Linked DNA regions of Mus musculus: all the other regions are linked to region 4. Evidence: chromatin loops called from intact Hi-C (ENCODE). Cell type or tissue: heart. All regions are shown on one strand. Each heading gives the region's core, and the rest is flanking DNA. Links, peaks and the distances in the headings are about the cores only. Region 1 overlaps Msi2 (musashi RNA-binding protein 2). Region 2 overlaps Msi2 (musashi RNA-binding protein 2). Region 3 has its middle 12 kb from the start of Mrps23. Region 4 holds the start of Ccdc182 (coiled-coil domain containing 182). Region 5 has its middle 28 kb from the start of 4930556N13Rik.

Region 1 (6,133 bases), core at 531-5,530, 260 kb after region 4:
TAACTACCAAAACACACGCAAACAAAAACAAAACCCGACAACACAACAGAAACAGACCCAAAGGTGCTGAGAAAGCAAGCACAGCTGAGTTGGCAGTAGACAAAACCCTCAGAAAATTGGAATTCAGGCTGACAGAGCCTTGTCGCCACAGGGGGCAGAGTCAACTTTCAACTTCAAACCCTCTGGCATCTGGGTGGCTCAGCACCTGATTTCAATGTCACATGAAAGGCTCCTAGGTACTGAACAAAATGTCTCATTTCAGGAGCAAGCATCTCCCCTCACACAGTTCATCTCCAGACACACACGTGGTCTGGTGACCCGAAACAGGCTTTGGGGATCTTCTTCAAAAACTTGCACAAAGGCATTTGTGACCAGGGGCTGTTTACCAGGAAGTCTGTGTTGGCTTCTCTGGAGCCAGGCAGGTTTAGCTGATAAACCTTTCTGGGACACTGCATCCTGGAGAAAACAGCCATCAGAGGCTCTCCCTAACAGGCCCAGACACTGGCTATTGGACCAAGAACCCCACCTGCCTTTTGTTTTGAAGACTCAGCACTAGGGTGAAGGAAGGGCTTCCTGCCCCACAGATGAGGTGAATCAGGGCCAGATATACCACTCCAGGGCCTCATCGGGCCCTTTCAACAAGCCCTGTGTGGTAGGAAGGACAGTTATCTCATCTACCTCTGAGGAAAGTGGAGTTCACAGAGGGGGCACATTTTACCAAGGACACATGGCTACAGAGTAATTGTGTCTAGCCTGCAGCCTCAGGAAGCCTGAAGCTGTGGCAGGCCTGCCTTACAGGGGTAGAACTGGCTAGTTCAGATAGGCCAACTTTTCCATTGTCTTTAGGTATCCTTCCCAGGGACCGAACACTCCCAGCTGCACAGAGATGTCCTGTGAGCTTTCCCTACTAGTAGCCTCTGACCAGGACTTAGCAGCAGCAGCAGCAGCAGCAGCAGCAGCAGCAGCAGCAGCAGCAGCAGCAGCAGCATCCGGAACCCCTCTTGAGTAGCTGGAGCACAGGCTGGCACATGAGAAGCAGCAGTTCCTGCTGCAGCCACGTGTGCCACTGAAGCCACCAGGAAGTCTCATTAGTCAGCACCGACAGCTGCTGCCCCAGAACACATGGCCCCTGTGGAGCTCTCTGCAAGCCTCTGCCAAACCAGGGAGTGGGTGGAGAGAAAAAAAAGGGCCAGGAGAAGCAGGAGGCTGAGACACCCAAGGGGCTCCACATGTGCTCCCTCCTTACCTACAGTACAGCTGAGGCCAGAAAAAACTCACACAAAGCCACAAGCCCCTTCCAACCCACTCCCTCAAGCCCCAGCTTTGAACCTTCTAACTTTCTAACAAGGAGCAAGACCCAAAGTACCCGAACCTTCATGTTTCCCCCCAAGGCTGTCTAAGAGTTATCCAGGTGACTCCTAACACCTTCCAGGCTGGCCTGAAAGAGTGTACATCACAGCTAGTAGCCTTTCCTCAGCCCTTGGGTTTGGATTAGGGCAGGGTTTTTTGTTTTGTTTTGTTTTTTAAATAAGCATTCTCAGGTCCTCTCCTCCTGTCTCACAGCATCAAATTTCCAGCCCTGTCTGCCAGAGATATCCTAAGGCCCCCAGAAATGCCAGCAGGAGATGCCATTCTACACACCTGTCAGGAAGATCAGGAAGAAAGGAAGGACTACATGGCCACAGGCCAGTGCCTTCCTCATTTCCACTCCACCCTGAGGGGCCTTTCCAGGGTCTCTTCAACATCCTCCCTCAGACTTCACCCACCTCATCTTGGACAATAGAATGCAGGGTTGTAGCTGTTTCCCAGGAGAGGGGACACACTGAACAAAACATCCATTCCTTCTCAGGAGGATAGGTGGCGAGGCTGGCTGACTAGTCAGTATGGAAGCCAGTGAACGCCATGCTACTTATGAAAAGCAAACGCGCATGCACCATCCCCTTCAAGCGGTTACATTTCACGGCAATTCCTCCTTAAGGGAGTGAAGCCACTCATGCCTGAAAACCAAGAAGGTCAACATCCTTTGAGGGTTTATCAAAATCGGCTGTACTGATGTATAAGACCATAATGTAAAGTGGAACCCAACTTTTATGCCTGAAGGCATGGACAAGAGGAAGCGCTGGAGGAAGAGGGTCTCCTCCTGAAGCGACCAGAGTGAAATTACAACAAAAGAAACCCCTGCATGTAAGGTATTTGCCAAGAAAGTGGTGAAAAACACCGTGACTATTACTGCTGCCTGTATACCCACTGTGTGCCAGGCCACAGGCTGGGTACTCCTTATGTCCCAATTAACCACCATGACAGCAGGGAGGTAGGAAGGCAGGCAGGCTGAGAGAAGGGAAAGCGGCACACTTATCACAGAAGAGCTTGTTCTCCCCAGGGTCTCCTTCTCCTCAAGTAGGCTCCAAGAGTTCAGAGGTCCAAACAACTGTAAAGCTCTAAAGCCGAGGTTCAAATGCTGTTCTTAGTCACGGCAGAAGCCTTTCTCTGTACTGGTACTTTAGTGTTTAGTTCTCTAAAAATCCCTGGCCCGGGGGCGGGGGGAGCACGGGCCAGAGTGATGGCTCATTGGTTAAGAGCACTCTTCCAGAGGACTGGAAGTTCAATTCCCAGTACCTACATGGCAGCTCACAACTGTCTGTAACTCCAGTTCCAGGGGATCTGATACCCTCACAACAATGCATATAAAATAAAATTTAATTAATTAAAACAAAACAAAACAAACACCCTGGCCTCATCATCTCTGCAGCCCAAGCCAGCAGATCTCAGACTGCAAGATGCACAGCAGCATACAGAACACACTCCATTTCTCACTCCTAGAGAGGCAAACTGGGATGTTCAGACTCAGGCCACTGCCACTTAGGGCCAAAAATTAACACCAAATTGGCCTTGGAGGGAGGAGCATACTCCCTGCATCTCCCTGCTCAGCCATCTTGTCCCTGCAAGTCATCAGCCCAGGCGAGGGAGTGGGTGGTTCTGAAAACCCATCCCCGTCAATGGAAACAAAACATAAAGGCTGTGCTCACATCCATGGGTTACCAGCGTCACTGCCTCCCACAGAAGGCCGCGCTGCTCAGCCTGAAAACATTCTCTCCAGTGTGGCCAGGTGCCTGCTGTGATGGGGCAGCAGCAGGGGGCAGTGTTGACAGGAAAGAGATCCCAGAGCTCCGTCTCTTAGCCTCAGGAAAAAGACTGGAGGCCAGTTTTTGAGCCTTTTGCCTTCTGGGCTTCTGTCTCCTCAGGTCCGGTCCCTAAAATGTCTCTTCGGCTCTGTATTTCAGGTGTCAACTCACCAGGCACAGACAGTGTAGCGAGGCTCTCCAGGATAACGAGAGACCCAGAACAAAACCTGTCTGCCCACCCTTCTCACTCAGGATCACATGTGGACACAGCCATGGGGCACAGCAGTGAGCAGACACTGGCCTCAGTTTCCGGTTATGTGAGCCTGCAGAGGCTGCTGCTCACTTAAGAACTGGAGAAGTCTGACAAATTATAAACAGGCATGCTCACTTTTTAGAAGACAAGCTCCAGGGCAAAGAGGCCTCTCTGCCCTTTGGCAGTCGTGTAGGTCTCCTACCTTCTCTTGGCCTCTTTTAGCTACATGCTAGACTGAAAGCTTAGCTCTGACTCAGCCAGACCAAAGGTGCTGATCAAACCCAGGGTAGGCCTAGCTGATAAGGAATAGCTGGCCGATGTTGAGTTGACAGATACAAGGGTCATAGAAGTCTTTAATCATGAGATAGCAAACACTGTAGTGTTGAAGAAGAAACGAAGCCCAGTCTGGCAGCGCACTTGGTACCTGTAATCCCAGCATTTGGGAGGCAGAGACAAGAGGGTCCCATTTAAGGCCATTTTCAGATACATAGTAAATTTTAGGCCAGACTAGAGGCTACATGAGACCCTGTCTCAAAACATTTATTAAATAAGGGGGGTGGGGCGAGGTCTGTGGCTTTCCATCCCAAGCTGGGCCTAGAAGGGTGACCCTTTCTTTGTTCCTTTAACCCATTGTTTGCACACAGATGACTGTCATCGCCCGTCTGGCTCATCTCTGAATGCCCTGCCTCCCCATCCGGTAGCCACATCTCAAAATGGCTATGATGCCTTCCGGGTCAAAAATGGTCAACAGTAATTCAAGGTCAAAATAACGCCCTGATTTTGAGGAGATCAGCATTAAGGATCACTTGTCCAGTCCATAATGCCTCAGCCAGGAAGCCTTGCTGATTCTGAACTGCTCGGCCCATAACTCAAATATCCCAGGCACAAGATTATAAAGTACTTCCAGACTGCGGGCGGGAGAGAGGCGCAAGCTTTCTTCGTCCATTGATACCTTGTAAGCAGCATTTGAATTCGGGCAGACCCTTTCCACACTGGGTTATAAGTCTCTAGTTCTTTATCATTGCAACTCCTCGCTCTGGTTCTTGTATAGACATGGGGCTATCACAGAACTTAATGACTGGCCAGGAAATGACCCTAAATCCTCTGGTCTGCAAGTCCCTTCAAGCCAAAGATCCTGTCCTGCACCTCAGAAAAATCTTCAACATCCATCTTGCCCATGATAGCGAACGTTACTTCCAGATAAGGCTGGGATTGGCCTGCCTTCAAAACTCCTTCCCCCCATCAAGAGAGAGAGGAGGAGGAGGAGGAGGAGGAGAAGGAGAAAGAGAGAAAAATCCAGTTTCTATCATCAGCCAAAAAGGTGATTCTGCAATGCCCCCCAGTCAGGCAATCCCACAGAAATGTCACAGTCTCAGGGAAAACTAATCTTCACCCAGACCCACCAAGTCCCACTCAGCTTTCCATCCACCTGAGAGACCCCACAAAGCACAAAGCCCGAACAAATACCTCTACACATCTCAGGAATCAGACACTTAAGGAAGGTGTCCACATCTTCACTGAGACCTGGGACAGATACAAAAGGCAATTAACTCCCTCTTGACCAGTGAGCTTCGTGCTCAGGGCCCTGGTTTCCTCCTAACACAGTGTGGGGGTGTTCCAGGCTATGCCCCCTGTTCCAGCTATCCTCCCTGCTCTTCTGACGAAAGCCCTCAACCTCAACCCACTTCCAACTTTTCTACCCAGGAAAGATCATAATTTTGAAAATTTCTTAGAGGGAATATTCCGTTTCCTTAACTGAACAGTGGCTTTCAAAATAGCCCTGACCTTCCTGCCCCTCCCCCTCTCTTCGTCACCGAGCAACAGAAATTAAATTGATTCCCGCTATCAGCACTCTGCATCTCAGTGATTATACCCAGCCACCAGAAAGTCAGCTCTCTCTCCATCCCGCCAACCAAAAGCCTGTTGCTAAATCCAACCCCACAGCTTGGGAAGGAGGGGGTATGGAGGAAGGGGGGTACCCCAAGGGCACAGGTAACAATTTATGCCCCCCTTGTCAATGTGGTCTTATCTCTGTGGCCAGCTCCTTCTGAGAAATGGCAGGCACCCGTTACTGAATCCCCAGAGGGTTGCTTATGGGACCCCTGCTGTTTGGGACAGGTGGCCCAGTGGGGAACTGAAAATTTATGGTCCTCACTACCTTCCTTTTCCTTGTCCCTTTCACTATGCAGAGGGATGCCTGGCTTGTCTCAGGGGACAGGGGACTGGTTCCAACCCATGACTTGGGAAAATGTACGGAAGGCAGAGACTACAGAGGACGAGCCTCCCCCAGAGAGGCCCCTGTGCTTTCTGTCCACAGCACCTACGGCAATCTGTAATTACAAGTGGATTCATATCTGTGTAGTGCTGGTCTGTCAGTTTTCCCCTCTAGATTAGGCCCTGTAAAGGCCAGACCTTCCTTTCCACAGCAGGGTGAACATGTATTAAGTCAGGTCCTAGTGATACAGACTCAGAAATCGGCTACTCAAGAGACTGAGGCAAGGCTGTCTGGACTACAGAGCTTGTTTAAGGACAGCCCTGACAACCCCATCTCATAAAGCAGACTGGAAAGGGACTGCAGCTCAGTGGTAGATCATTCACCTAGAAGACCCAAAGGCCTGGATTCAATCTCAACACTGTAAAACCAAGGCGGAAATGCTTTACGGCCAGCCAGCTACTAGAAACAGGATGTGAACTTTCTGGTAGGGCCCCATCGGGAATTGTTTGATCCACTTGTAACACAAGAACACAAAGTCCTCCT
Region 2 (6,133 bases), core at 734-5,733, 120 kb after region 4:
TTTTTTAATACTAGAAGGCGTGTGACAATCAAATCAGGTAAGATGTACCAAGCAAGTGTCCAGCAATCAAAATGTCTACATTCTAAAATGTTAGCTGCTGCAACCTATAGCAGAAAGTGCCATGTAGAGACTTCCTGCCCAGACTTCTACCTCACCTTACCCTAGGGGAAAATTTCTTCAAGTTTTCAAGAAATGGATATACTGGAAAACTGTTGCATGATGGTCTTTCTTGGGCTTCCTAGCCTGTCCTAGCTCTAAGATGCTGAAGAGTTATTTATCCATGTAGTATGTATGTATGTATGTATACATGCATGCATGCATATGTGTGTTCAAGACAGGATTTTTCTGTGTAGCCCTTGATGTCCTAGAACTCATTCTTTTTAAAAGCTAAGATTTATTTTATTTATATGAGTCCACTGTAGCTGTCTTCAGACACACCAGAAGAGGGTATTCCATTATGGATGGCCATGAGCCACCATGTGGTTGCTGGGAATTGAACTCAGGACCTCTGGAAGAGCAGAGGGTGCTCTTATCCGCTGAGCCATCTCTCCAGGCCCCTGGAACTCATTCTGTAGTCTAGGTTCTAACTCAGAGAACCACCTGCCTCTGCCTCCTGAATTCTGGGATTAAAGGCATGTGCCACCATCACCAGGCACTGAAGAGCTTTTATAAAAGCTCACTAGATTCACTAACCAAATTAGAGAAGGAACGGCTTTGGGAGCTATGTATGCCTTTGAGTCAGGTGATTGGTTCCTTTAATCACTCCACAGTTATTAATTAAGTCTGATAAATGCCAGGTGCACACCATTGAGCCAGGGGTCCTGGATTCAAGTCCCACCTCTGTGATTCATGGCTGAGAGCCATCAGATCTTTGAATGTGAGAAAGTGGATGCCCAAGTCCACTACGGGGCCATGGCAAGGGTTGGAGGACTGTCCTCTCCAGTTTCATAACCCAGAAGAGCAAACCCTCCTATGTTCCTTTTAGCATCTGTCTGGGCTTAGAGGTCTTCCTGAGTGGCTCATTCAAATTCTCTCCATAGCACAGTTGAAATGCATTTCCTGTCTTGGTGAATTCAAAAGCAACTCAGGCTACAGCCTTCTCTGCAAACCCCCACTCCCTTGAAATTATACCTTTCTTCAGAGCAGTCTGAAGGCAGGGCTTTCAAGATCATGACACCTCTGCCATGAGGCAAACACTGTGATGCCCTGTGCCCATGCCAGCAACAACCAGGGAAGTGGCAGTCTTAGCTCCGTTTGTTGGGGTTCAGTGACCTCCCTCTGCCCCTGCTCCCCAAAACCTCTGATTTCTCCTCTGGGCAGATCTAGGCTAAAAACTTCCATGGACACCTCAAAGTCTGTACCTGAACTCTTCTGTCTTCTGTCCTCATGCCTTTCCCATCTCTGTCTGCTTCCGATTTTGCTTATTGCTTACAGAACAAGCACAGTCCCAGATGAAAGGAAAATAGGAATTTTAGCCACTGAGTCAGCACCACCTGCATAAACAGTGGCACTGAGACATGGGAGAGGCCTAGGGAATGGCTGGCAGCATCTCTGGCTCCTAGACAGCATCTCTCTTTCGTCCAACATGACCTTATTCCACTCCTCTGGTCACCTGGGGGAGGGGGGTTACTCTTTATCTCTCTCTCTTTCTTTCTTTCTTTCTTTCTTTCTTTCTTTCTTTCTTTCTTTCTTTCTTTCTTTCTTTCTTTCTTCCTTCCTTCCTTCCTTCCTTCCTTCCTTCCTTCCTTCCTTCCTTCCTTCCTTTCTTTCTTTCTTTTTTTCAAGACAGGGTTTCTCTGTGTAGTCTTGGCTGTCCTGGAACTCACTCTGTAGACCGGGCTGGCCTCGAACTCAGAAATCCGCCTGCCTCTGCCTCCCAAGTGCTGGGATTTAAAGGCGTGTGCCACCATTGCCCAGCTGGGCTTACTTACTCTTTCATCCCAAACTCAGACAAGGGTTTGAAACAGCTCACTGAGCAGCCAGGAAGCTCAAAACCCTGCTCCTTCACAATGGGTAGCCCTGGGGCTAATCCTAGGACCTAGTTCCTCTTCTGAGATGGAGGATGACAAAGCCTTTCCCACCCCATATCATAGGCTTATTTCAAAATCTGCGCACTGTCACACCAGGACTCATCTCTTGCCTGCACTGTGCCCTTCCTGACGAGAAGGAATGCAGAAATGGTACCCGCCTGCATCCTTTGCTGCCTCTTCCACTCCCTGGGGTCCAACAACCTTTCTTCTCGGAGCCTGTCAACAGCAAGCTCCGAGAGGCTAAACAAGGCATCAGTACACAGGTGCAGGTTCTCTACCTCTTTAGTTTAGAAAACAGCCAGCAGCAACCTAAGGTGGGAAAGGAGGTGCCGACTGGAAGGCAATAGCATTTGGAGGACAAAGTCCACAAAGGAACCTGTGTTGATCATCATCTGTCTCCCTCAAACTACTTTAATGCCTATGCAGATGCCTCCAACATACACTATGCAAAGAAAGACTATTTTCATTTCGGATGCATATGATGGCTAGGAACAATATGAACAATATTATTTTAGTGCCCTGGGAAAAAATTAGCAAGTCAAATATTGAATCAAGCCTGCAGCACCACATGCTAAGCAGATTGCTTTGATCTTATCCACACTAAAAGCTCTATTATTGAATCTAAAGTTGGTGAACACATATCAGACCAATATACAATGCATATCTGAATGCATGTTTCCCAAGCAAGGAATGTTTTGACAAAGGGGAGAAAATATCAAAGTCACAGCTGCGATCGAAGCCCAAATTTGACCTCCCAACCTCTTTTCTCTGGGATGGAGGCTTTGCTGGCCAACCAAAATGTGTGTGCTCTGGGGGGCCTTCAGAGGATCCTGAAACACCTACTGAGCTTGCTCCAGCTCTCTCTTCTCTCTCTCTCTCTCTCTCTCTCTCTCTCTCTCTCTCTCTCTCTCTCTCTCTCTCTCTCTCTCTCTGTCTCTCTTTCTCTCTCCTTCTCTCTCTGTCTCTGTCTCTGTCTCTGTCTCTCTCTCTCTCTCTCTGTCTGTCTCTCTCTCTGTCTCTCTCTCTCAAACCAACAAAGAAAGGGTTTGTCACCCCCTATTCAAGTAACTTGAGAGGACGGTGGGATGGGAAAGAGAGCAGGCAGACACCACACAGGGCATGGCACCCTCTAGTGGCCACTTCTGTGGGCAGTCTCCTGGTCTCTACAGAGTGGAGCCTCCCCTCCTCCTGAGACTTCTTATTCCACCAGGAGGAGCAGCCATGAAAGGGAAGGAGGCAGCAGATTATGAGGGCAGAAAGAAAAGCAGTTTGTCAAATCTCCTATCTAAGATCTGCCCCTCAAGGGCCTTCCATCAAAAGCACGGCAGGAGGATGCATGTGGTGGCGCACACCTTCAATCCTAGTGGAGACAGAGACAGACGCATCTCTGTGAGTCTGAAGCCAACCACAACTACAGTACACAGTGAGACCCTATCTGAGAGGAGAGGGGAGAGGAGAGGAGGGGAGGGGAGGGGAGCGGAGGGGAGGGGAGGGGAGGGAGCTGGAATTAGGAAGCTGTAAAATCCACTGAGGATCAGATCTAGCATGCTAGCCTTTTGTCTGTTTTTTGTAAGGCCTAAGATTTGAAAATGCTCTTTTATGTTATTAAATGGTTGAAATATAAGAGAGCGAGATGTGTAGCAAAATATGGAGTGCATGCCCTGCAAGTTGGATTCTGTGTTGGAGGAAAGGAGAGAGGGGACTATGATCTGCTTGTATGAAATTCACATAAGTACGGCCTACGGATGTGTTTACAACCCAGCGCGGTTGTAACGGCCAGATGAACAGCTTTAAACACTGGTCAGTTTTTTCTTTTAACTTTTGAGACAGGCCCGAATACTTCCTATTTAGATTTTTATTAATTCATTTTAGTTTTGTGTATGTGTGTGCAGATGGTACCGTGTAAGTCTATGTGTGGAGGGTGCACATGTGTGCAAGCCAGAAGATGACCTCTGGTGTTCGTCCTCAGATGTACCACCTGGTCCCTCTACCCAAGAGTCTCACTGCCCTGGAAGTCAGTAACTAGGGTAGGCTGGCTGGCAGTCAGCCCCAGGCATCAGCCTATGCCCATCCACCCCTCCAATGCTGGGGTTATAAGAGCACACTACCACACCCCATGTGTTTTAAAGGGCGTCTGAAGATCAAACATGTTCTCAGACTTGCAAACAAACACTTGAGTGTGAGCTATCTCCCCAGCCTATTTTTGACTTTGGTTTCTTGAAATAGGGTCTCTCTACCTAGCTTTGATTGTCCTGGAACTCACTATGCAGACCAAGTTGGCCTACAACTCACAAAGATCTGCCTATCTCTGGACTTTGAAAGCCTGGTCCACGTACCTCTCTATCTATTGCATGCACAATGTGCACGCTGTAGTGACTCAATCCCACTGTCCCCTGCTGGACAACCCCTCCAGACTTACCATTTTATTATTGATTTCATGGAAATGAATCTCACAGACTTTCTCCACAACGTCTTCATTCTCAAAGGTGACAAAGCCAAACCCTAAAGGAAGGAGAAACGAAGAGGAGGAATGAGTTTGGTTCCTGCAGGGTAGGCAGGGTGGCCTGCAGTCAGGACAGCTTCCAAACAGGCGGGGGCGCGGGGGTTGGTGAGTGGGAGGGGGAATGGGGATGTTGTGGTCTAGGCAGTGATTCCAGTTTACACTCAACACCCTTCCAACAGCAGGCACCAGTCAGGAGTCCACCCACATGCAGCAGGCCCCCTGTGGCTTACATTTGCCCAGAAGCAAACAAGAAATTTACTTGTCTGTTATTTACAAGGGTCAGAGCCTGCTGGCTCTGTGTGGAGGCAGGCTCGTGGGCTGCAGAGAGCCTCTTGGATCACTGCGGGGCCGCACTGGCCCTTTCTGTGAGCTTCGATGGCTAGCCCTCGGGTCGGCCTCCACGCGGAGGCAGTTATTGGTCCTTTTCTTCCTGAATGACTTCCTCTAATACCTCATCAGGACATCCTGAGGCCTGGAAGGAACTATTAAAAGTTGCAGGCCTCTGTTCTGTGCGGGCATCTCTTTGCTTCTGCCGCTTCAAACATGCTGTGGATTTGGGGCAGTTTAAGACTGTCTGATGCCTGCTGTCAGCCTGTCAGCTATCCACTGTATTTGCTCGGCTGGAGACTGGCTTTAGTAGACAAGCTGCACTAAAGAATTTTGGCAGGCTGACCGCCGATCAGCATCCTGCATGCCTCTCTCCACCCTCCTGCCCCCTCCTTTCTTCTCTTTCCGTCCCCAACAGCGTTTCCAGTATGAGTACCCATCTGTGAGGATGCTCAGTAAGCACCAGGGTACCACGTGGGCCCACACATGGTGGCTCTACCACTTTGCATTGAGCTTGGCTGTCACGTTGGCGCTAATATGCAAGGGGACCTGGGTAGAGATGGAGAGAGATGCTGATAACGCAGGGGCCTGGTTATAGTCTTGTCTGGGCATGACCTGGGGACCTCCTTCTGTTTTCTGGACCTCATGCTTTGCACTTGGAAGTGAAGGTAGTATAAGCAAATGCCAGGTCCCCCAGATCAAAACTCCCAGGGCTCTGCTATGGACTGGGGTGTGTGTGTGTGTGTGTGTGTGTGTGTGTGTGTGTGTGTGTGTGTGTGTGTGTGTGTGTGTGTTGCATGTTGCTTTGGGAGGTGAAGTTTGGAAAGTGAGGATGAAACCTTTGCTTTGTTCCCCTCTCCTGCCCAGTCAGGCTACAATAAGGTGTCTTTCTGCAACCCTGTAAAGGGACCTTCCTAGGACCAAAGATGCTGGCACCCTGACTCTGATATCTTGCTTCCAAAACTCTAAGAGACTTCTTGTTCACAAGTTATGACAATTTCTGACAGCAGCCCCAAACAAGACACTCTTTGCCCCAAAGACATGAATAGGCCAAATCCAAAGCATAGTAAGATAATATCCGACTGGCTCTTTTTGCAATATGATTATCAGTGTTTCCTATCAATCAGATAAGAGACAGATGTAGCCTTTCTCAGTTTCTGCATCTGTTTTAGGGCTCAGCCACCCAAGGTAAAAAGAGACTCTCTCAGGTCCTTTCCAGCTCACTTTCCGAGGGCTAGCAGGGAAACGGCACCGACATACAGAGCTGACACTT
Region 3 (6,133 bases), core at 696-5,695, 76 kb before region 4:
TCCTTGGGGCAATATTGATCTTTTCAGGATATCTCCAACCAGCAGCAGTGGTGGGAGTGGGGAGGAGGGGAGAGCAGCCACTGTACCCCTCTGGAGCTCTTGCATTTATATCCTCTCAAGAGACCCCAAAATTCCAAATGTAAACTATCTGCAGCTGGCAAAATCACACCCTTGCCAGAGCATGAAGCAAATTACATCCCGCTGCTATGGAAAATCTGAAGCATCCCATATCCCACACCTCGGATTAAAATAAAAACATATTCCCGGGGCTGGAGAGATGGCTCAGTGGGTAAGAGCACCGACTGTTCTTCCAAAGGTCCTGAGTTCAAATCCCAGCAACCACAGGGTGGCTCACAACCATCCATAATGAGATCTGACGCCCTCTTCTGGTGCATCTGAAGACAGCTACAGTGTACTTGAATATAATAAATAAATCTTTTTTTAAAAAACATATCCCCATAATATTTCTGTTTGTTTTAAAAAAATATTTATTATATGTAAGTGCACTGTAGCTGTCTTCAGATACTCCAGAAGAGGGAGTCAGATCTTGTTACAGATGGTTGTAAGCCATATGATTGCTGAGATTTGAACTTGGGACCTTCTGAAGAGCAGTAGGTGTTCTTAACCACTGAGCCATCTCTCCAGCCCCCTTTCTGTTTTTAAAGAAACCAAAATTCTCACTACATGGGACCCCTCCTCAGCTTTTATGGTTTCAAATATCAAATGACGGCTCTACTTGGTATCTTTATGATTCAGATTGAGTGTCAACTTCCTGATGAACCCCTCCCCCCATAGGGACCGAACTCAGGTGCTTCATTGTGGTTTGTGTGCCAAGTCTACAGCCTGTGCCCAGCAGGCTTCCTGTGGCCTTCAGCGTCAAGCATTCCTTTCCTATGAAGAACAAACAAGGGCAGACGTTTTCACTTTGTAGCCGCTGAAGCATTGAACAGCTTTTCAGGAGCAGGGCCCTCCTGAGGGCTGGCAGAGCTGAAGCTGAAGGCAGGTGTCCAGGCTCCAGTGACTTTTGCAGAAGACAAGCCCGAGAAGTTGGGTCTTTCTGGATGCCCCCGTTTGTACTGGTGTCACCTTGTGCCCATCACAGCCACCAGCCCACGATGTAAGTGCAAAAGTTGCCGCGGCTTCCTGTTGTAAAGTGAGTTGAAATGATGGGTACACAGCTTCCTGGTTTTCTCCTGGCTATGGATCGCCGTTTTGAGGAGCGATGGGAAAGGTGTTTGAACAGACAGGCTGGGATCAGATTGTGATCGCCTTGGCAGCCGCACTGAGGAGTCTGCTGGGCGGGAGAGTGAGCAGGGAAGCCATGTTGTGGCTTCAAGTGTGAGTGTCCAGGAGACTGGTAGTGTGAAGTGAGAGCCAGTGGGGAAGGAATAAGGCTTTAATTTTGTTCAGGTGGGGGTTATAACCCAGTGCCCAAGTGGCAGGGATGACTAGGGCCCAGGTATTTAAGAAATGGATGAAGTCGCTAGTAAAGAAACAAGATGTAGAGCTGGGAGAATGAATGAGATAACGGTGGTGGTGGCAGTGGTGACAGTGGTGGAGGTGGTGACAGCGGTGGAGGTGGTGACAGCGGCGGCAGTGGTGGCGGCAGGACACAACCCGGGGTGTGGTATTTAGCCAGGGAAGTGTCCTCAGTTATGGATAGGACGAAGAACCCTAACCCTAACCTTAACCCTGACTCTAACTCTGAGGCAGCAAAAGAAATCCAAGCCAGGAGCTGAGGCGATTGCTAAATCAGTAAATGGCTTGACTTGCAAGCGTAAATAAAGTCCTGAGTTGAAGCTCCATGATCCATGTTTTTTTTGTTGTTTGTTTGTTTTTTAAAGTTGGGCATGGTAGTACACTTGTAATCTCAGTGCTGGGGAGGCAGAAGTGGGCAGATCCCTGGAGCTTGCTGGCCAATCAGCCTAGCTTATTTGGCGAATTCCAGCCTGTGAGAGACCTTGTCTCAAAAGAAAAGTGGGCGGTGCCTGAGAAAGACCCCCTGCTGTTGTCCTCACCTCACTTTGCATATATGTAATCCCATCACTTAGGAGGCCGAGGCAGGAGGGTTGCTGCAGGTTTAAGCCAGCCTGGTCTTTTAAAAATCACAGTTATTAAAGCGGGATGATAAAGCTCCGGAGGGTCCAGATGTGACCCACTTGGAGTCACTGGGCCTGCTCCATTCTCATCAGAGCTGGCTGTGACCAAGCCTGGCAGGAAGCTGAACTGGGTTGGCAGTTTTCCCGAGTCTGTCTAGAAGAGAGGGCACCTGACACAATGTGGCCCCGAGAGTGGAGGCCTGCTGCACAGGCCACTGCCGGAGCAGAGCGTGGGAGTGCGGTAGGGAAACGAGAGCTCTCTCTTCCCCGCTCTGTGCTCTGGAGGTCCGCCTCAGAGATGAGTCAGGTCCCAGCCTCATTGCGGGGTTAGCTGTGGGCTGTCAGGCTGTTTCTGTGAGCCACTTGGTGGAAGTCACCTTGGCTGGCGGAGGAAGGGCAGTTGCCCTCCTGTGGGAAAGACAGGAAATGATTTCCACGTCGCTCCTAGGGTAGTCCTCGGTGTGGCACACTGGCCTCTGATTGGATGCGCCTGGCTCCAGAGCGGTTTCTGTGGAGATGCTGAGCCAGGCAAGTGGCTATTGCTCCGACACAGTGAGTTGGTTGCTAGGGGAGGGTAAAGGAGGCAGAGAGTTGAGTGTCATGTCCCCTAAACATGTCACCATCAACTACCATTGCTTCCTTCCACCGGGAGATTGCAGAGGGAGTTTTTGTTGTTGTTGTCGACTTGCTAAGCTGACAATCACGTTGCATTTCAAGCTTAATTTTCCCCTTGATTGACGCCTTTCCTGGGCTCTAACTTAAACACCAGTCACCTGACCTTCTCGCTGCTCAGTTCTTTTAATTAAAAGATGGTTCCAAGCAACAACGAGTAGGGGTCCATTTATTATTTATCAAGCATTTGCCTTCCAGCAGTTAGTGAAAGGTCACTGGCTTCAGCGGATGCTTTGTTTTTGGTGAGCAGCTTAGATGAAAAAAGATAGACCGTCAATCTCGGCTCCCTCCTGTTTGCTCACTTGCAGGACACTGTTTAATAGTCATTGTGGCATTTAGGATTGCAGGCCTCGGAATCACGCAGAAAAGTGCATGTGCCTCCCTTGCCAGAACACTTCTCCAAAAGTAAACATCAGGTTGTGATTATGGTTAATAATGAGATATTGATTGTCTGAAAATGTCACTGCCCGGGAGCAGTAGGCTGCAGCACCACTAGGTGGCGCTGCGCTCTCGTGCTGTTCAACTAGAAACATTTTATTTCCTTGCCTCCGGGTCCCTTGTCTTTCAAGGTTGGCAAGTGTCCTTGTGAAATAACGTTCTGACTGAGATTTAGGAAGCTGAGGTCCTGGGGTGCTATTGGGATGGAGTAGAGATTGGAAGGAACGGGCCATGGGACAAATGACAGAGGCCTGCGGGTGTATGTGTATAGATAGGAGAGGGGGTGTGCAGCGCCTTGTACTATAATAGGAGCCGGAGAGGAGAGAGCTAACTCTGCTGGACCCCTGGAGACTCTGCCCAGAGCACTGCTTCCTAACCTTCTTCACTCAATGACGCATCTGCACATTTCATGTAGAGGGAGAAGGAGGGAGGATGTAGGTAGGGAGGCAATGAGGAACAGAAAGTCTTACCTGTGCTATCTTGTGCAGTGAGGGGAGTCAGTGACCCAGGAACCTCATCTTCCTCGCCTGTAAGAAAGCACCCATAGCTCCGCCTCATCGAGTTGTGGATGAGCCAGTAGCCGCAGCTGAGTCCTTGGCAGGACTAGGCCCTCGGTGCCTAGGTCCGATGTGGGGGAATGTACATTAGACTAAGGCAGACAGGAAGCATCGTGAAATCTCACCATTTGTCTAAGTACTTGCTCCCTCCATCCTCGGCCTCCAAAGTTACCACCTCTTTTGTTTGGTGTTTTGATTTTTAAGACAAGGGTCTCAGATAGGCAGTGGTGGTGCACAACTTTAATCCCAGCACTAGGGGAGGCAAAGGCAGGCAGATCTCTAGGACAGACAGGACTACACAGAAAAAAACCTCTGTTATTAAAAACCAAAAAAATCCCCACAAAGACAAGGGTCTCACTATATAGCCCTGGCTCTTTCCAGCACTGTATGCACCAATAAATAAATATACTTTTTTCCCCTTGTTTTTCAAGGCAGGGTGTCTCTGTTTAGAACTTACTCTATAGAACAGGCTGGCCTTGAACTCATAGAGATTCTCCTGCCACTGCTTCCTGAGTGGTGGGATTAAGGTGTGTGGCACCACTGCCCAACATTTATGTCCTTTTTTTTTTTTTTTTGGTTTTTTTTGAGACAGTGTTTCTCTGTGTAGCCCTGGCTGTCCTGGAACTCACTCTGTAGATGAAGCTGGCCTCGAACTCAGAAATCTTCCTGCCTCTGCCTCCCGAGTTCTGGGATTTAAAGGCGTGAGCCACAACTGCCCGGCATTTTTTTTATGTACATTTTTAAAAAAAGATTTATTTATTTATTACATGTAAGTACACTGTAGCTGTCTTCAGACACACCAGAAGAGGGCATCAGATTTCATTACAGATGGTTGTGAGTCACCACGTGGTTGCTGGGATTTGAACTCTGGACCTTCGGAAGAGCAGTGGGTGCTCTTACCCACTGAGCCATCTCACCAGCCCCTTATGTACATTTTCAAGTGAAGAATACCAAAAGTGTACTAGCAGGTTCTCTGCTCCTAGAATTTGCCCAGTGGTTGTAGCCTTCATTAAGCAAACAAACAGCAAACTTGTTTTTATTTAGTTACTTCTGATGGGGCAGGGAGAAGACAGAGAGGGAGAGAGAATGATGAACAGGAGATCAGGCCAGGTTGGCTTTGAACTCCCTATGTAGCTGAGTTCAAGGTATCTCCTGCTCCCACCTTCCAAGTGCTGGGATTACAGGCGTGTACCGCTGTGCCTGGCTTGCATCCGTGTCGATGGCTTTCTTATGTTTTCTGTTAGCCCTCAACATTCTGCTCCTACTTTTGCTGTGTACACTCAGGAGAGCTGACGGTAGAAGGCTCTGACCTCTTTCTTCTGTTGTACAATCAGAACATCGGGGCTCGTATCTGGACACTCATGGCTTCACGCACGTCACTTAGCCACTTTGAGCAACATCTGGCCCTGACACAGAGTGTGGAACTTAACAGGCACTTGCATGTGTCAAGGGAAGGAGCAAATGGCATGGGTGGCTCCCCATCCTGGCCACGGAGATGACAGGATCAATGCCAGGTCATTTTCAAGTACCAAAGAGGAACTAGATGCTGACTGCATTCCAACTTTGTAGAATGCCCAAGCTTTCTGCAGCTGCAGTAATAAAGATGGAAGGAGAAGGAACTACCCCAGACTGTGAGGGTACCCGACCCAACACAGAACAGCACTCACCCAGGGCTGATGGGTGGGAACATTCAGTCTAGGTGCAAGAATTCTACGGGAAAGGCTGGCTTCCCGAACCCTCTCAGGGTGCTTGGTTTAAACTCCAAATCACTCCCGTGTTATCTCTAAAATATTCACTGTCTTCTTAGAAGACCCCTGATGCTTTACCCCAGCCTCCCAGAGCTCTGCTGAGTGAGGCAAGTGGCCTTGCAGCCTATCCAGTTTGGCAGCCTGGATATCTACAGCCAGTACAAGGCCTTAGTGGGATGTCAACTGCCACCAGGGCCAGGAGTTACAGGCGAGTCTTACCGGAGTTAGCTTGTTTCACACCCTCAGGGTCAGCCTGCCTCCCGCCTGCCTCCAGAAGACCCGTTGGCTCTGGGGATGTCTCAGATGCGGCTGCTCACTCCTCTGTTGCTACCCAGCTGTGGCCAGCATCTCAGGATGCTGGGGTGTGCTCCTGCTCTGCAGACTATTTCTGTGTCCCGAGGAAACATCACGGATCCATCTTTTCTTTCACCCATGCGAGGATGCTCTGTTCAAGGAAACCCAGTGCTGCTCCTGAACAAGGGGAAAGATCTCCTTTCATGGCTTCGGTAAATCTGGTGTCTTGGTTTCCCAAGTTAGCTTTGGCTGTTACATTCAGTTAAAGTACATCTGGGCATAGCTTTGGTGTAGTACCCTCAAGCATACAATATATAAAATACAG
Region 4 (6,133 bases), core at 530-5,529:
GCTGGCTGGTGAGCTCTGGGCAAGTCCGATTCTCACAGAAACACAGCCCCGTGGACACTCCTTAGCAGTGTCAAATTATGACAAATGGCATGGCTGAAAGTTGCTGGGTGGCAGCTGCCGCGTCTCAGAGGGAAGCAGGTATTTTTAGCACCGTGCCTTGGGGGTTCTGGCACTGGGTTAATTAATCATGGTGAACAGCACCAAGTTTTAGTCTTCATCCTCATGCCCACCCCTACTCCAGTCTTGTTCTCATTGCCTAGCCTGGGATACCAGCTGCAGAGCTGGAAACCGCCCAGAGTCGCAGTAGCCCCTGGTGGCATTTGCTCACAAGGCCTCCCTGATGCTCACAGAGCATCCCTGATGCTGTCCTGTACCCTCTCCCTCAGTGCTGCCTCCTGCTGCCGCTGCTTGCCTCCAGCCACACAGCTAGATCCAGGTTTTCTTTGGTTCTTCCGGTCTGTTCCTGCCCCTAGAACATTGTCTCCAGCTCCCACCCAGCCTTCCCACCTCACCCCAAAACTTCACCTCACAAATCCATCAGATTGCTGAGTCCAAGGGCTTCCTAAACTTTCTTCGCTTTTTTCTTCAGGGAGCCGGTGCCAGCCCGGTGGCCTTATGTGTCAATTGCCCACTTTATTGTTTGAACGCTGAACAGGACCTTCCATGTCTTGTTCTTTCTCTTGAGCACTTATCGCCGAGCTCAGAGAACACAGGGTAAGCAGGCGATGGGCTGTGCCAAGTATATGTATGTGTGGATGGGTAAAGAGGAAGACAGATGGGTGGATAGATGGATGGGAGGGTGAATGGATAGGTGGGTGGAAGGCTGGCTAGGAGTTTATATAGTGACCTCACTTAAGCTAATATCACCATCATGGGAGGCACAGGACCAGGGGATTCTGGAAAAAAAGTGACTAGAATCCACAGCTGTGCCCTCTACTTAGAGATAGGTACTCACAAGCTCTTTGGGAGTCTGACGTATTGTCCTGGATTCCGTTCCTCCCAACACTCGTTTCCTTGGGGACAAGGAGCGTTAGACATCGCCTGAAAGTTGACATAATAGTTCATCTGATGATTAAGCAAGGTCTTCTCTTAAAAATGCACCCACTTGGGCTGGAGAGATGACTCAGCAGTTAAAAGCACTGACTGTTCTTCCAGAGGTCCTGAGTTCAATTCCCAGCAACCACATGGTGGCTCACAACCATCTGCAATGGAATCTGATGTCTTCTTCTGGTGTGTCTGAAGACAGTGATGGTGTACTCATATACATTAAATAAATAAATCTTTAAAAAAACATACCCAGGGCTAGAGAGATGGCTCAGTGGTTAAGAGCACTGACTGCTCTTCCAGAGGTCCTGAGTTCAAATCCCAGCAACCACATGGTGGCTCACAACCATCCGTAATGAGATCTGATGCCCTCTTCTGGGATGCCTGAAGACAGCTACAGTGTGCTTACATATAATAAATAAATAAATAAATAAATAAATAAATAAATAAATAAATAAATCTTAAAAAAAAAACCACCCACTCATTGTGGAAGACACAGCTGGTTGCCTGTCTTTGCTTGGGTATGAATCCCCTGGTGGTTCCAATATCGGGAGGCCTGTGTATCAGGGGAACTGGCTTGAGTGTGGTCCAGGAAGAGAAGTATGGCTGTGAAAGCCAACTTTGGGTTGGAAACCAACTGTGGTTGGGTTAGAGCCAGCTATAGGTTAGAAATGGCAGCCGGGCGTGGTGGCACACGCCTTTAATTCCAGCACTCAGGAGGCAGAGGCAGGCGGATTTCTGAGTTTGAGGCCAGCCTGGTCTACAGAGTGAGTTCCAGGACAGCCAGAGCTATACAGAGAAACCGTCTCAAAAAAAAAAAAAAAAAAAAAAAAGAAAGAAAGGAAGGAAGGAAGGAAGGGCTGGGAATGCCATTTTAACAGGACACAAAGAGTTCTCAGTTTCTTAGGGTTTTGTAGCTTCACAAAGAAGTGACAAGGAAAGATGGGCGTGGGTGTTATCTCTAATTCCCAAGGGAATGGGGTTTATACAATTGACAGAGGTGACACTTATGAATTGCAATGTATGTATTTCTTCCAATGGTCTTAGGAGACCTCTGTGAAAGGGTCATTCAATCCCCAAAGAAGTAGCCATTCACAGGTTGAAAGCCCCTGCTCTAAGGCAGACCACCTAAGAGCCTCAACCCATTCTGACTGAACTGGACTCTCAGAGGGGCGTAAGATTGCCTGGGTCTCTGTAAAGTCCCTCATGTCTCCCTGTCTTGTTGAGTCGCAGAGAAGCTGTGACAAGTTGAAAGAGACTGGGGCAGAGGACCCTGCTCACGATAGAATTCCAGGTCGTGGATGCTTTACTAGGTCTAAATTCCTTTCTCTTGACGTCTTGAAGGGAAGACATAGGTCAGCAGTTCTAATCCCTAAGAGATATGGGAGGGCAGGTGGAATGCAAGGCCTGACGTGGGACTTCCTGGCTCAGGGGAACACCCAGAACTTACAGATCCAATGTGACTTGTGGCCCTGAAGGCTCAGGAGGCCACTAGGCCTTGGTGACAGCATCAGCTTTCAGTTTCCTGTGGCTCCTAGAAAAAGGGGACTATGACGTCATCTTCCCAGTGGTCCTGGGAAGCACACTGGAGCGTCATTCAGCAACACCAGAGGAACTGAGAAAATGCTCTCAGTGCTGGCCTTCCTACTTTTGTGTCACAGCAATGGCTGTGACTTTTGCCATCCCCTGTGTGAAACAAAGTGGCAGAAAATGAGAGACAGGAAGGGAGAGGCCGGAAGCGGGGGAGAGACAGCAGAGGAGGAGACCAGAAGAGACACACCATTTCGTTCTCTCTTCTACCAATCTGGGAAATATTTATTGATGGAGAACCCAACAGGCACAAGGCCCTAGTTAAATACCCCACAGACCCCAAGCTGCTCCCTTCTGCTCCCCATCCCCACCCACTCTTAGGTGGAATTCCCAGGCTGCGGTTTCTCTGAAGGCCAGTAGGTGTCAATGTGTCAGCAGAAAAGCTAGGGGTGCCTGGCATTTGAGAGCCACCTATGAACCGAAATTCCATTTCTTCTGAGTACCACTGTTTGTGGGGCAGCAGGCAGGACACTTGAGGGTAAACAGGTTAAGGGACTCAAAAATCTCTGTTTGCCAGAGTTTACCGTGCCTAAGCAGATGGTAGACCCAGGTAACAGTTATAAGAGACAGAAGGAAGAGAATTGGGGGGAAGGGGTATGGAAGGCCTCGTGGGCCCATCTCTCATGTCACAGTTGGGGGGGGCGGCTCAGCAAGGGAAGACAACTGATGTAGGGCCACACAGCAGTTCCCGACTCCAGCTTTCCTGGCTCCTAGAAAAGTAACCACTTTTTCCATTCAACATTCCTTCTCAGTAAATGGAGTTTCTTGCAATTCAGAATTTCACCTCCATTTAGCTACAACTGTCCCTGCAATATGCCCCCTTCTGATGACTACTTGAGGCCACTAGCTAGTCAATGTCTCAGAGAAGGCAGCAGCCCTTATCATGGGCCCTGTTGTGCTAGAGTTGACTTATCCAGGCTCAGGATGGTTCTTCACTTCTGGGAGAGAGCAAGTTGGGAGCTTGAAGCTAACCTTGCTGGGAGTGTTTACACGATGGAAATCGGCAGCAGCTGCCCATCAGAGAGATTTTCTCTCCCAGGGACCTGTGTACTACAGCTCTCAGAAATGCAGAGAAGAAAACAGGGTCTCTAGGGGGAAAGGTGATCTACCAGTGAGACCTTGCTTCTAAGTGGTGAAGCCTGGACTCCAGTGCGGGAAGGTGGGTGATAGGCTGCTCAGAGATAAGAGACCTAACAACAGCCTTCGAGGTCACTTGGAAGTGGCAGAGTCTAGTTTAACCCCCGGGAGCTTACTCTGTGCTGTTCCACAGTGACAAAATAAAATATCAGAGGCTGAGAGATCTACAAAACAACAAAAACATTTGTTTCCCTGTAATTCTGTAATCCCAGAAGCTGGCAAGTCTAAAATCAGGGAGCTGGTGTCTGGTGAGGACTCTCATGCTATGCCTTCCCATGTGGAAGAAAGGCAAAGGTGGCAAGAGAAACAGAAAAGGGGTCAAGCAGAGATGATTACGGTAATGAACCCCATTCTAGAGATGACACCATCCATCTGATATGCTCTGCCTTCAAAAGCCCCTCACTTCTCAACGCTGATAGGATGTCAGTTTCAACATGAGGTGGGAAGGAGACAGACATTTAAAACTTGGCACTAGATGCTGCTGTGGCTGCTGTCCCAGGAAGGGTCATTGGTAGGATAGGAGAGCAGGAACCAGTTTGAAGAGGTAATTTATCTAGCTCTAGATGGATTGGCTTCAAGGTCGGTTGTTGGGGGGGGCGTTTATGTTTGGAGTCCCAGTGGGAGGTCTGGGCAAGAGACTGCAATATACAAAGGCAGAGTTTTGGACTGAGCCACATGTGGCTAGGAACATTTGCCTCTGTTAGAGTAACCAGGCAAAACCACACGATTTACCCGTATCCACAGACTCCTATCTGCCACCATCCAGGAACGTTGGGAAACATTACTTACACTCATTCCCTAGCTCCAGAATCCGGCAAGCACCCGGGAAGTTTTAACTGAATGAATATGAACGGCTCACTTTTATCCCTCGGGCATTTCTGTGAACCACCCTTTAAGAGCACACACATTTATCACAGTAAGTCGATCACCTATGCATTCTGGCATCATCTGGCCATTGCGGGAATATGGATATGGGATGGGATTACTCCTCTAGCATCTTGCACCATCATTTCTAAGAATGCCTTTGTCCTATTGGTGAGCCCGAGGAAGCCCAGACACCAGGCCGTGAAATCAGCTGTGCTCCTTATGGGGTAGGAGACTGCTCGGTCTTGGCAGCCTGTGAACCTGACCTGGCTTGCCTTGACTTAGCCAGTTTTCTCCACTCCCTCAGATTTGCCCTCGGGGTTAAAGGAACGCTTGAACGCCAGTTCTGACTGGGTGACCGATTAATGAAAAGCCTCATTTCAGGAGACTTGGGAAGCGCAGTAAATCTGTAGGTTACCAACAATATGCAAAATAGTGAACTGGGGGTTTTCTTTCTGATTGGCTGAAGGGTCGTGATGTCACAATGAGATGGGTCCAACGACTTCAAGTGATAGTGTTTCTAGCTCCCAAATCTCTGACTCAGTTTCTTGGCTTCCTCTCTGCAGAAGGAGATAATGGAAGCCCTCTTTCAGGCAGGGTCCATTCTTATGAAGGTGAATACCTTACAGGGCAAGAAGATGGTGGAAAGCGGGCTCCAGTCTGGGGACCTTTCCCTGTCTCAGTCATGGCCCTCCTACCTCCCTCTGCCGGCCGACTTGGAGATCCTACAGCAGAAGGTGGCCGGGGTACAAAGGGAGTTGGAGGACTTCAAGGAGGAGGCACTGAAGGCCATCCGTTACTTGGAGGACGCCTTCTGCCAGATGAGTGGCGTCCTGGCACAGCAGGAGGAGCAGGCGGCGCGAGTGAAGCAGCGGCTGAGGGAGGAGGAGGACCGAGGCATCGTCCGCAACAAGGTCCTCACCTTCCTCCTGCCCCGGGAGAAGCAGCTTCGTGAACACTGCCAGCGGTTGGAGAACATGTTGGTCAGGAGCCACAACCCGCTGCGAGCCATCAGGAAGAGCCAGGCGGACTGAGCGGCCCGCGCCCGAGTGTGCGCCCGAGCTGGCGGGCAAGATTGTTTTTTAATGGAAGGACAAACGCTAAGTCCCCATTTATTCCCCTTGCCCCATTTTTATTGCTTTCCTGCTACCAAAATAACACCATGCAGAGAGGCAAAAAAGACCTCAATATGGTTTTCGGGTGAAGTTCCGTTTATCCAGCCTCGTCAAGGAAGGAGGCCCCAGACACTATGTCAGACCTGTAACCATCCCCTCGAACTGTTTCCCGTTTGTAATGGTACGGTTGCTTGGATGTAGGGGCATTTTTCTTGAGTATTCTTAAACTGGTTGTGTTGAACAGATTTAACCTTTCTTTTAATGACTCCAGGCTTTCGTGATTTATCACTTCACAATTGGTTTCCTGAGACCTGTCAGTGTGTGTTCTATACCGAGACAGGTTGGGGGCTTAGTGAGAGAGAGGGCTTGCCCGCATCCTGAAC
Region 5 (6,133 bases), core at 746-5,745, 530 kb after region 4:
TTACCCATCACCCATCTTCTACTCCCCTTCCTTTCTCCTCCCTCCTCGCTGCCCCTCCCTACGGGATCCCTTCTTTTGTCCCTCCAGCGCAGGGGTGTTTTGCAGGCCTAAGCCCCCCTCCTAAACTCTCAAATGCTTGATAGAACAAAAGGCTAACATGGAAGGCAAGCCAGGACTGCTAATGCTGTTTGGTTTCGTTGTCTTTGGTCTCCCACACAGCAGGTCTCTAAGTAAGTGGAGTGCACCTGTCTGCAAGTGTATTTACATGCACACTTCTCCCCCCCCCCGCCCCCACCACCATGAAAAGCAGGGCCTGAGTTGAGGCTAACTCTCTTGTCCCCTCCCCTGCTTCCCTTCCTCACCCCCACCCTTCCCCTGATCTCCTTCCCTGTCCCCTCCCCTCCTCTCCCCTCCTCTGCTTCCCTTCCCACTCCCCTCCCTAAGATCATGATCCCAGTCCTGGTCCCATGGCCCTGGGAATTCCTGTCTAGCGCCCTCCTCCTCTGAAGTGTCTTACTTCCTGTCCTAAACTGTTGCTCTGAGTCCCCACGCATCCCCGTGCTTTTGCCTCGGAGGGCCTCGTTTCCTGACTAAGTAGCAAGCCAGCCAGTACAAAGGCTGAATAAACAGTCAGTAGAAATTAACTTGAATGTTCAGGGAGAAGAACAAAGACTTCCGACGTGAGCCAGGGAAGGAATCGTAATTGCCAGAGAGAGAGGGGCGGCCCTGAGCTCAGGCTGCTGGAGACTTGGGAGCGCGGATGTTGACAGTGGCGGAGACAGGCAGGCGCGCGATGCTGACTTGATAAGTGGAAGAGTGAGAATTCTAATTCAAGGAAGATGCAGATAGAGAGGAGCACGAGAACAGAGAGGAGGGGCCGCTGAGGGGTCCAGAGGCAAAAGGCAAGGTCCCCCTGCTCCCGGCGGGGTATCCTTGCCTGGGCTCCCAGCCCAGAGTAGACGTTCTCATGGGGACACCAACAGTAACCAAGTACGCATTCATGGAGACTCCAGGATAGGAGAAAGGCAGAGGCAACTGGCATTGTGTCTCCAGGGTGGAAGAAATGACGAGTCCTATGAACCCAGAGAAACAGAGAGGGCCCCACCCTAGACCATGGAAGCAGACCCATTTAAGAGACTTCTACAGAGAAGCAGCTGGCACGACCTGTCCTTACCCCACCCGGTGTAGCAGCTTACAGAGGGGTGTGAATGCTCAGAGCCATGCCCTGGAGGAAGGCGTTGCAGGGTAGCATCCTGAGGAAGAGTGCACCCTGGAGAAGGGTCCTAGGAGACAGCCTGCGATGAGAACACAGGCCTCTGTGCCTTGACGGGAAGGAAAGGGAGAAGAGGAGGCTAGATAGATGCCAGGAGACTTCCGAGGGAGGGGAGATTGGTTGGTGGTTCCAGAAATGGGATAAAGGAGAGCTTCCTGGAACATCTCCCCTGGCAGAAAGGAGGCAGCCAGCTCCCAGGACCCGTGGTTGGGGCTATCGGAGGAGTGTGAACACTCTGAACGGCAGCGTTTGCTGGAGAGAGACCATGACAGACCACCCAACCTCCAGAGACCACGAGGAGGGACAACCGGGTCCCTGCTGCCACTGGTGGCCCGCCAGAGTGGACACAGTACATGTTTGTGGCTGGAAAGCCAAGTGACGGTACAGAAGCCTGGGAAGGGTCCAAGCAGGACACCAGGCTTCCATCCTTGGGTAACTTGTGCCCCTCAATGCTAGGTAAAAGCCCCCCAGGAAGAACCAGACCTTCGAAAACCTCTGATTCTTTTAGTTGTTTGGCAAAAGACATCTCCATGCTCTGTGGCCTCTTAATTTCGTAGATGGTGAAAGGCAGAGAATTAAAGAATCAATGGGCAATTAAGGAGGTACTGGCAGGTACTGGCCAAGAGCATATTATTTATTTATTCAGCCAGCCACACTCATTTTTAAAGAGCTAACTTCCATTTTGTTTCTGACACCAAAAATAAATCAAACTAAAAACTGTATACATCATAACTGAAAAAAAAATACATATTTGCATGGTATGTCGCCCCTGTGAAGCCTCAGCTGCGACCTGCAAAAGGAATTTTTGTGTAAAAAAAAAAAAAGAGAGAGAGAGATGAATTCATTCTGCACTGGCCTTCCCTGAGGGTACAGATAGGATCGAAAAGACAAAAATAAGGTTTTAATTCACTAGTGATTTTCCCACCCCGTCTCAAGCTTCTTTTTGATTCTTAGCATCCATTTTCCTGGGTCGTCTTGGGAGGGTTGCAAGATTTCAATCCATTAACACAGTAGTAGGTTGGTGAAATTTCAGAACAGGCTGAGATGAACAGCCACAATGAGGACACAGCTGCCCTGGGGCTCCCGGCAGAGAACTCAGCCTATGATTCAGCTCCTAGCCCATGATCTGGCGCCCTAAGGGAGGGGATCTCTTTGAAGAGCCCTCTTTTCTCTCCTCTACTTCCCCGACTTGGGAGAAATCCAGTCTTGCCCCCTAGTCCATATCAGCTCTCTGATTTTGGAGCAGCTCCTTGGCACTAAATATACCTGCACCATTGACTGTCTTCCACCCTCCCTCCCCTCCTCACCCCGCCCCGCCCCCCACGCACCTCCTCATTCCCTCCCCAGCAAGCGCTTTTGGCGTACTACAGGTATCTTCCCAAGCTACCCCAAGGTTGATTCTAGGACAGTGGCTCTCAAACTTAAGTCTGCATCTAAACTACGTGGACAAAGTGCTACACGGTTCTCGGTCAGTAAGTCTCGGGTATGAGCTGGGGATTTGCATTCCTGTTAAGTTTAATACTGAGACAAGTGCTTGGAGAACCTGTTTTCTGGGATGAGGCAAAGGGAGGGGATACCCGTAGTAGCTTGTGCTGTGGTGCCATCTAGTGGACATAGACCACAATAGCAGCAGTCTGCCCTGTGGAGTGCACAAGACTTCATTCCACTCCTTTAAACACTTCAAAAACCATTCTCTTTTACGACTCTACTTCTTAAGGTGGGCCTTTTACTGTTTAAATGCTCTCTTTCCACCCTCTGAATAAGACCATTACAAACTATGCCCTGCCGAATATGGATGAAATGAAACAGGAAACTGGGTGTTTTGAAACGAAACTGCACACCCTGATTTTGATAACTGTCCCCCAGATACATCTGACCTAAGGCACAACACTGCACACATGGCAGACAGCAGGCCATCACCCAGATCACACAATAATTAGCTCTAACCCCAAACCAGGACCCAAGGATTCCATGTTGTCTCAACCCAGGGGGAAGCACACCACTTTAGAAGTAACTGGACAACCCTGAGGACGTGGCTGTTGGGGAGAACTTATCAGAGCACACTCGGAACCCTAGGTTCTCTCTCCAGCATGACCTGAACTGGATATAGTGGTCACACCTGTAATCCCAGCCTGGCAGTTGGGAGATCGAAATGGGAAGGTTGAAAGCTCAAAGTCAACCAGGGGGTGCTGACGGACAACTTTAATTCCAGCACCAGGGGAGCAGAGGCAGGTGGACCTCTGTGAGTTTGAGGCTAGCCTGGTCTACAGAGCAAGTTCCAGGATACACAGAAAAACCTTGTCTCAAAAAAAAAAAAAAAAAAAAAAAAAAAAAAAGAGGGATGATGGAGAAGGAAGAGAAGGAAGGGAAGAAGAAAGCTGTTTACGGTTATTCTTCTATTTTAAAACTCAGAGAAAAAGGAAAAGACAGGGTCACAAGTTCAAGGCCTGCCTCAGCTACCTGGACTATGGCTTGAGTTTAAGGCCAGCTTGGAAAACTGTCTCAAAATAAAAATGTAAAAAGGGCTGGCGATGTAGCCTAGCGATAGAACACGCGTGAAGGCCTGTATTTGCCCCACCCCAGGATTGAAAAAAAAATGTAGGTTTCAAAGTCCCATTCTTAAGAATCTCTGGTTCAGTGGGCCTGGGCCCAGCCACTTGCAAGCATTATAAATAAATTGTAGCAAACGCTTGAGCCTCTACTGTGAGACAGCCTGCAGGGCGGTGACCTCAGAACCCTGTTCCCTACCTAGCACTATCCAACAGAAACAATCTGAGCCATACTCAGACTCGTGACAATGCATGCTCATTAGCCTCCCGTTAAACATCAAAGGGGCGGGGCTGCAGAGGTGCCACAGTGGTTCAAAGCATCACTGGCCGTTCTCCCAAGGGGTCCAGGTTTGAGTTCCCAGAACGTACATGGCAGCTGCCAAGCATCTGGAACCCAGTTCCAGGGGTCCTGACTCCCTCTTCTGACTTCTTCAAGCACCAGGCAGGCACGAGATACACAGATTATGCTCGCAGGCAAAATAAAATACCCATCTACATAAATGATCACTTTTGTGGCAAAGGAGGAGCCAGGAATGTGGTTTGGTTAGTAGAGAACTTGCCTACCATGGAAGAAGACCTAAATTTGGCCCGTGGCCCTGTGTAGCTGGGCATGGTGGTAAATGGCTGTGCTCTGAGCACTTGTGAAGATGGAAAGATCAGAAGTCCAAGATCACCACTGACATGGGGAACTCAAAGCCAGCAGCATAGGCTACATGAGATCTGATATTGGAAACTAAACTAGACTGAACAGGGCACAGGGGAACTCTGGGACCCAAGATCCATCCTATGCTCACCTTTTGAAGGTCATCTGGGATATGTGCATATTTGAGAAGGCATCACATTCTACTCTCCAGACTCCCTTGCACTTATTATGATCTAAAGGTAACAATGGGGAGGTAATATCCTAAAGGTAATAGTGCATATGAGTGCTGTGTCCTCCGGGGCCAGAGACGTCAGATCCCCTGGAACTGACTTCCAGGTGGCTAAGAGCCACCCGATGTGAGCACTGGGAACTGAACCCAGGGCCTCTCCAAGAGCACATGATCTTAACCACTGATTTTTTTATGTGGATTCTGAGGTCGAGATTCTCACACTTGTACAAGCAGTAACTTTACTGAGCTATGTATGTAGCACATGCACACCCCCAAATACTAATCTTTTAAAATACGGATTTTTTATTCTGTGTGTCTGTATGTATATGTGCATGTGAGTAGCCACAGGGGCCAGAAGCATCAACCCTTCTGTAGTTTGGGGTTACAGGCAGTTGTTAGCTGCCCAGCGTAGATGCTAAGAACCTGACTCTAGTCCTCCAAAAGAGCAGCATTCTTTACGGCTAAACAAGCTCTCCAGCCCCCAAATGGTAATAATGTTTAATCATCTCTTAGTGAATAACTTCATCTCAGACCAGTTAAGTCTGCTCAATTTGGCCGATTTCAAGTTAAGTGTTAATACACAACCAGTGTGGACCATCGAAGCCCTGGGAAGGACCTCAACCTTTGATGAACAAAGGAACAGACTCCGAGTGATTAAAATGAAGATCAATATCCAGGTGCAGTGGCTTGTGCTTATGTGGCCCAAGTTACTCGGGAATTTAGGCTCCCAAGCACCCAGAGAGAGCAGGGAGCGTGGATACCAGAAGACACAGGTTCAAGGCCAGGTTCAGCCTATTGTGAGCCTAGTCGCTCCCTCCCAAGAGGTTCCAGGACCCCATAGAAAAGTGGGGAAGGCCCCCCCTTAGGCATGTGCCATCTGTTATAGACTCATCGGCACACTTCCACAGAGTACTTCCTGAAGGCTCTGGACCTGTCTCAGCTTTGTAGCCCTTAGCAGGTTTGGCATACTCATGCAGGCACTTGGTGCAGAAACCCACAGGAGCAGTCACAACGCCTTCCCTGTCATCCTGCCAGGAAGCCCGGAGAAAGACAAGAACTCCATCCCAGCTCAGGGAGGAAGTATCAGCCATCCTTGCCCAGAGCACCGGGGGTTTCTCCAATGCCGTCTGTCTCCACCAGATGTCAGCTGGGCCTGCTTCTCTAAACAAGCAAGCCAAGATCTCAGAGATTTTCTTTGTAAAGATACAAGTCGACCTCCTTAAGAGGAATCTTCAGTTGGCCCCCGTTTGCCAGATTACCCCCAAATCAAACCTGGCAAGCCTATTGAAATCCACCTTCACTTAAAAACATCTAGCTATCGTATGATGTGCGCCTTCACGACATAAAGCCACGTTCATGTATGCGTTCACAAAAGCAGGAGCACACGTGAACAACTTCAAGTGTTGGTCTTCATCTTCTGCCCCGAGACGGGTAGGTTT

Evidence for each region. Hi-C counts contacts between places; a loop is a spot of excess contacts. Peaks named below come from ENCODE experiments on the same cell type or tissue, not always from the same donor. Only the 100,000 strongest peaks of a DNase experiment are listed, where the experiment ranks them.
Region 1: a loop joins it to region 4, with 2.4 times the contacts of the local background. A loop is called at or near these places in 3 of 42 quality-filtered maps.
Region 2: it touches region 4 in a loop (4-fold over the local background); 13 of 42 quality-filtered maps call a loop at or near these places.
Region 3: a loop joins it to region 4, with 5 times the contacts of the local background. A loop is called at or near these places in 3 of 42 quality-filtered maps.
Region 5: a loop joins it to region 4, with 6 times the contacts of the local background. A loop is called at or near these places in 19 of 42 quality-filtered maps.

Annotation. Positions count from the first base shown.
Region 1 is chr11:88,550,105-88,556,237 of GRCm38, forward strand. All of the region lies in intron 6 of Msi2 (musashi RNA-binding protein 2), which reads right to left. Among named protein-coding and RNA genes, the nearest start is that of 0610039H22Rik, 66 kb to the right of the region's middle. In heart, for the core only: a CTCF peak has its summit at 3,117 (motif pointing right); DNase peaks (open chromatin) are centred at 567, 1,077, 3,097, 5,367 and 1 weaker place; H3K4me3 peaks cover 447 bases; H3K27ac peaks cover 5,000 bases.
Region 2 is chr11:88,409,459-88,415,591 of GRCm38, forward strand. Msi2 (musashi RNA-binding protein 2) reads right to left here. Exons shown (of 14, transcript NM_054043.3): 8 at 4,450-4,532. Among named protein-coding and RNA genes, the nearest start is that of Mir378b, 60 kb to the left of the region's middle. In heart, for the core only: a CTCF peak has its summit at 3,183 (motif pointing left); a DNase peak (open chromatin) is centred at 3,173; H3K27ac peaks cover 2,760 bases.
Region 3 is chr11:88,213,093-88,219,225 of GRCm38, forward strand. No RefSeq gene overlaps it. Among named protein-coding and RNA genes, the nearest start is that of Mrps23, 12 kb to the left of the region's middle. In heart, for the core only: no CTCF peak of the experiment used is centred there; DNase peaks (open chromatin) are centred at 2,239, 2,589 and 3,409; H3K4me3 peaks cover 642 bases; H3K27ac peaks cover 2,364 bases.
Region 4 is chr11:88,288,886-88,295,018 of GRCm38, forward strand. It overlaps Ccdc182 (coiled-coil domain containing 182), which reads left to right and starts at 5,158. Exons shown (of 1, transcript NM_028859.1): 1 at 5,158-6,133. The coding sequence starts at 5,211. The coding sequence ends at 5,669. In heart, for the core only: a CTCF peak has its summit at 2,979 (motif pointing right); no DNase peak of the experiment used is centred there; H3K4me3 peaks cover 421 bases; H3K27ac peaks cover 1,547 bases.
Region 5 is chr11:88,820,362-88,826,494 of GRCm38, forward strand. No RefSeq gene overlaps it. Among named protein-coding and RNA genes, the nearest start is that of 4930556N13Rik, 28 kb to the right of the region's middle. In heart, for the core only: a CTCF peak has its summit at 2,886 (motif pointing left); DNase peaks (open chromatin) are centred at 943 and 2,840; H3K4me3 peaks cover 1,024 bases; H3K27ac peaks cover 1,613 bases.